2 separate regions of the Homo sapiens genome follow, and region 2 is linked to region 1. The links are chromatin loops, found by intact Hi-C in ENCODE. Cell type or tissue: PC-3. All regions are shown on one strand. Links, peaks and the distances in the headings refer to the core of each region. The heading gives the core; the rest is flanking DNA.

What was found. Peaks named below come from ENCODE experiments on the same cell type or tissue, not always from the same donor. Only the 100,000 strongest peaks of a DNase experiment are listed, where the experiment ranks them.
Region 2: a loop joins it to region 1, with 2.6 times the contacts of the local background. A loop is called at or near these places in 16 of 110 quality-filtered maps.

The regions. Positions count from the first base shown.
Region 1 is chr21:15,733,853-15,736,784 of GRCh38, reverse strand. The region is part of intron 1 of USP25 (ubiquitin specific peptidase 25); the gene reads right to left. Among named protein-coding and RNA genes, the nearest start is that of USP25, 5.3 kb to the right of the region's middle. In PC-3, for the core only: CTCF peaks have their summits at 1,036 and 1,241; no DNase peak of the experiment used is centred there; H3K4me3 peaks cover 884 bases.
Region 2 is chr21:15,057,380-15,060,311 of GRCh38, reverse strand. All of the region lies in intron 1 of NRIP1 (nuclear receptor interacting protein 1), which reads left to right. Among named protein-coding and RNA genes, the nearest start is that of NRIP1, 6.2 kb to the left of the region's middle. RefSeq lists enhancers at 1,370-1,419, 2,795-2,844. In PC-3, for the core only: no CTCF peak of the experiment used is centred there; a DNase peak (open chromatin) is centred at 1,131; H3K4me3 peaks cover 2,500 bases; H3K27ac peaks cover 2,500 bases.

The DNA of each region.
Region 1 (2,932 bases), core at 108-2,607:
AATTACAATTCTATATTATCCCAACAAAACTAGGAATACCATAAGAAAAAACATGCTAAAATGTCTTACCTAATTTGGGGCAAATGGGTGGAGAAAAAAGTTAATTTTTTATGTTACCGAAAAAAGCTATTAATGTTTTATATTATCAAAATTTTATATTATAAAAATATATTTGTTTAAAATTAAAAGAGCCAAAATTGAAAAGAAAACGTTAAAGACAAGGGTGGGGGTGGTGATACAATGAAAATTTGGTCTATCCATCAAAACTGAATGGAGAAAACAAGACTAATAAATGGATAATCAGATGACAATAAAAAGATTAAATTTATCAGTTATCACCACATGTGCATGGTTAAATTCTAAAAGACAAAAACACAAGTTTGGATTGAATCCATTAGAAATACAAAGAGAAACTGCCCAGTACTTCGGGAGCCCAAGGCAGGCTGATCACTCGGGGTCAGGAGTTTAAGACCAGCCTGGCCAACACGATGAAACCCTCTCTCTAGTAAAATTACAAAAAGTAGCTGGGCGTGGTGGTGTACACCTGTAGTCCCAGCTACTCAGAAGGCTGAGGCAGGAGAATTGCTTGAACCTGGGAGGCAGAAGTTGCAGTGAGCTGAGATTGCACCATTGCACTCCAGCTTGGGTGAGAGAGCAAAACCCCGTCTCAAAAAAAAAAGCAGGAAATAAGATCAGCATCTGGCAAACACTACTGACGACAAAACAAGCAGGGATAAAAAAAATGGCATGTCTACATACATATATATATATGTACATACATACACACACACACACACACACATACACACACACACACACAGATTTAGGACAAAACTTTAGACCAATAAATACAGAAACCTAAATGAAATTTAGAATTTTCTAGAACTAAAAAAATTTAAAATTTGACCCTAGAAAAGATAGAAAATTTAAAAGACAATAAGCAAAATTTGGAAACTTTACCTAAAATTTGCTCTAAATGAGCAGCTCAGCCCTGATACAGTCATGTTCACCAAATCTTCAAAGTAACAAGTACCTCAGTTGAACGCTATCTAATTTTTCAAATCAAAAAAGATCATACACCACCAATTTTGAATGACTCAACATAATCCTACACTAAACAATTCCAAAAGCACAGGAAAACACAGAAAGCCTTCTAATCATTTTATGAGCTAACCTTATCTTAATAGCCCTCATGGGCACACCAAACCTTGTAAGCAATCTCATTAAAGAATCCAAGGAGAACTGGTTCCAGGACCCCCAGAGGCCAAAATCTGCGAATGTCAAAGTCCCTTATATAAAATGGTATAATACTTGCATGTAACTTACACATCCACACATCCTCCAGCATACTTTAAATCATTTCTAGATTACTTATAATACCTAACACAATGTAAATGCTACATAAATAGTTGTTATACTGTATTGTTAGGGAATAATGACCAAAATGAGACTGTACATGTTCAGTACAGATGCAACAATGCTTTTTTTTTCCAGAATATTTTCAATCCACAGCTGGTTGAATCTATGGATTCAGAACCTGTGGATACAGAAGGCCAATTGTATACCAAATTCTAGGTTTAAATTTATTATATTAAATATAGAAACATATTTAAAATAGTAAAGCAACATGACCAAATGGGGTTTTATCAGGAATTCAAGGACAGCCAAAACGATACAACATTGTGGTTAAGAGCAGGGGCTTGTGTATCACATGACTTTTGAGTTTATCCAACCCTTAATACATACTAGAGATGAAATGTTGCTTTAGTTCTCCAATACTGTTTCTTCAGCTTCAATAAGAAAGGAGAAAAATAGCACTCACTTCATAAGGTGGTTGGAAAGATTAAATGAAAAAAGTTTGTAAGAAGGCTCAGCACAGCGCCTTACACGGATTATATAGTAAATATTCATATATCGTATGTACAAATGGTTCTTATGTTACTGACATAAAATATCATTCACTGCAAAGAAAAAGACATGACAGTCAACATCTAAATCTAGTTTTGAAACATTTATAAAACTTAGGAATGTAAGAAAATTTCCATATTATAAGGAAACAATATATAATAGAAACTAACATAAATTGTAGTAGCATTCTGTCATCTTAAAGTAATAAGTGGTAAAAATAATGACAAGAAAGAGGTCAGAATATTAAGTATTTGTAAAGGATATGGACTGTATACATATAATATTGAAGAAAATCAACAGAATATTTATTAGAAATGATGTGAATTCATTTAAAAGACTGGATACAATGTGAGTCTACAAGTCAAAAGTAGGTGTGAAAAGGAAAGAATAAGAAAAGGAATAAACAGCTGGAAACCTCTCTGCCCAAATCAAGTCTTATACTAATAATAAGATAATCAACTGATTCCTAATAAAGAATGCCTCCTTTAAGTAACATTTAAAGTGATTTAAGTAATGTTAACTATCAAATGCTGCATGGTATAGTTTTATAACCTTAGATAATCCTAAATTGGAAAATACATGTTATTTTAAGTAAGAAATTTACCCTGAATCCAGTCTGCATTGTTTTTCAAGTTTTAACTCTTGAACTTGGCTAATCTATGACAACCTTCCCACCTAACCCTCATCTTTGGAGGAATTCAGTGAAAGTTGACTGTAGATCTGTTAGATTCCTCTGCTTCCATTCTATACTGTTTCTTTTTTATTCTCCCTATACAGAACACTTGCTTAGGACCATTAAACAATCTAATCTAAAGAAGTTGCTAAAGTTTAAAGCCTTAACATACTACTGTTAACATACTAATATTACTGCTTTGAAAGAACCTTCAGAAGCACTTAATGACTTGCCCAAGGTGACAAAAAGGTGGTTGAGATCTATCCCACATCCTGTCTTTCAGTACCACTGCCTATTCTCCTAGCATGAGCACGCACAGTTTTTCAAGCTTTCATTGTTTTGTTTTGGTTT
Region 2 (2,932 bases), core at 168-2,667, 680 kb after region 1:
GTTTTTTCTTGAAATTTAGTGTTCAGGTTGATGGATACTGAATGTATAGGATTCTGAAGGTTGGAGTTTATTTAAAACAGAACTTTCCTTTTGTTTTACTACGAGTTATGAAATGCAGTTTTAATTTGTTGCAATAAATATAGAAACTGAGATGAGTAGGAATTTATACTAACTTTTCTCACTGTTATGGTACATACTCTATATCATGAACCTTGAAATTCAAATTGATCCCTACACTATCTTGCAAATATTACAAATGAAGAATTACAAAAGTTGTGGTATTTTAGCTTATCAAAATGCACCCGAAACATAAAATATTTTTCTTTAAGTTCTTAAATCAGAAGAATAGGAAAGAGTTGAAAATAAATGTGATACATTTTATCATTATATTAGTATTTTGTTGAAATTAATACCTTGAATCATGCTATGGATAAACATTTAGCCTAGAACTCTAAAAGTAGTATAATGTGAATCAGATTTAAAGAATTGAGAAGGCTGGCAATTCAAAAATAGAGGAAGAAAACACTCTTTGGGGTTATGAAAAAAAGGATCCTCTTAGTATTAAGATTTCTTAAAAAGCTATACACAGTTTTAAGATAGATTGTTCTTGAAGATAATGGGGCAAATAATTACCTGCTAAACAAATTATGAGTCCTGTGATTCTTTTTTTGGTTGAAATAATTTCAAGAACTCCAGCATATGTTGCAGTTTTGGCTAGAAAGGTGATTGTGACATACATCCATTCATCCATTCTCCCTCTCTCCTTCCCTCCTTCCCTCCCTTCCTTCTTTCCACTTTCAATACATAGGGCTGGGGTAGCAAAAAAAAATAATAATAGTAAACAGTTTTGTAAAACTTGATAATAGAATTATCTGACAGGGTTAATAGTTGTGTTTGAAATTCAGAGCTAGTATGGTTCACTCTCCCCAGAAAATAAAATTTTAATTTCTTACACCTCAGGGAATAAAAACTCTAAATTAAAACCCATCTTGCCTCTTTAACTTTGTGTCACTTAGCAAAAATATCTTTAAGGATGGAAAGAAGAGACCCCATGTGTCTTAAATTCCAAGTCACTGTGTGACTAAGCTCGGAGTTCCAATAAATATTAAACTAGAATTCTGCTGGGAATTTGAGTCATCCGCTTAAGCTACTCCTGGGACCAAGACAACTCTGGTTGACCTGATGTTGATGTTTATTCAGAGCTTTGGTGGAAAGGAGCCTCTCACCCTTGGACTTCTAATTAACAAAGTCATTCCTTAGTCACTTGTTAAGTGATAGAGCTACTCCTTGTTTTCAGGCCTGTAATTTGCTAAAGGATTGAGCACAACAGAGAAACTAAGGAGTTTGGAGCTTCTGCTGTTTAGAGTCTGCTTTCATTATTTTACTTTTACTTTCTTATCTAGCTATGTGAGGGTACTATGTAAAAGTCTGGTGATTTGCTTTAGATACTTAAGAGAAAAGCTTAGCTGTAGTCACATATAGTGTCTAAGATGGCTTTCCTTATAGTTACATGTTTTTAATAGTTGAGTTTGCCTATACTCTTCATAACATGTGCACATGTTAAATATGTTACTGCTTTAAAAAAGCATTTCATTAGTAAGATGGGGAATCGTTTATGTACAATATTGAAATGAGAGTAGTAGTATAATGGTGTGTTTGGTAACTAACAGGACACAATCAAAATTTGAGAATTAGAAGTTCAGAATGAAAAAAGGACTTCTCTCTTGAGGAATCTATCTAGAAGTTGAGAGATAGCAAGTGTTTAACAGAGTGTAATGATTTCTGAGAAGCATGCTTTTAAAGATTTTTTTTAAATTCCTGAATTTATGAGTTTATATTATAATAATCTATAATAGAGCAATAGATTTATACACTGGAAAAGAAACAAATTAAGGGAAGGAGAGAATACACAATGACATGGAGGACATCAAGAAAATATGTTTGGAAACATGTGAAACTCTCCAAATGGGAAATAAATATTCTTGAGAGAAATTAATCACAGTTGCAGTTTTTCTCCTAAAGGGACTGTTTGCACAATGGGTTATGTAGGCTCAGGTTTGATTTTTGAAAAACATGTTAAAAAATAGTATTCCTGTTATTCCACGTTTATTTTTCGAGTTTAGGTTCTGCTACTAAATCAAGATGATACAGATAAAAGGAAAGCCCTTTTATCTCCCCCGGCAGCATCTGTTGAATAAGGGGGTTATATTTGATTTCTAAATTCTAAAATTCTGACTGTACAGCAGTATATGCCGTTGTTGACAGTAAACAGTAAAGATTTCAAGCCTGTGGTTTTAAAAGAAGAAGAGATGATTGGGTAGAAACTTGGAATATTAAGAAGTTGTTTAGTTACTTGGCTGTTGCCTTTTCCTGTTTTGTTGGGAGGGGGAGCAGGGAAAGGAAGAGTATTGAACTTTTTGGGGCAACCGTTTTGTGCCAGACATTGTGCTGGAAGCTTTACACACATTTTGTCTTTTAATCCTTCCAGTTCCCCTGTGACATGTAGGTATCATTTTCTCTAGTTTAGAGATAAGGAAACCTAGTCTGAAAAATGCAAGAATAGTTAACTTGCCTGTGGTCACATGGCAAATTTCATTGATAATTTGATTTTCTTAAAGAATATGCCATTGTTTGAAGAAAAAACCAGTTGCCATCTGACATTCAGGAAGCCGTTAAAAAACCTTGCTCCCAACCTGGTAGCCATAAAACTCATGCAGCATTTGCAAGCCTCATAGCCTGGATTCTCCAAGACCAGGCTCTCTGGGAAGGCACATTGTTGCCAGTCGATGATTCTGCAGCAGCTTATGCTAGTTCTCAAAGCGCTGATGTCCTGCTACCTGCATTGCGCTGGAGGGAAATGTAGTCACCAAGGGCTGCCGCACAGGCTCTTTTCCCTCCAGTGCTAACTCTTCTGAAGTGTATCACAGAATTA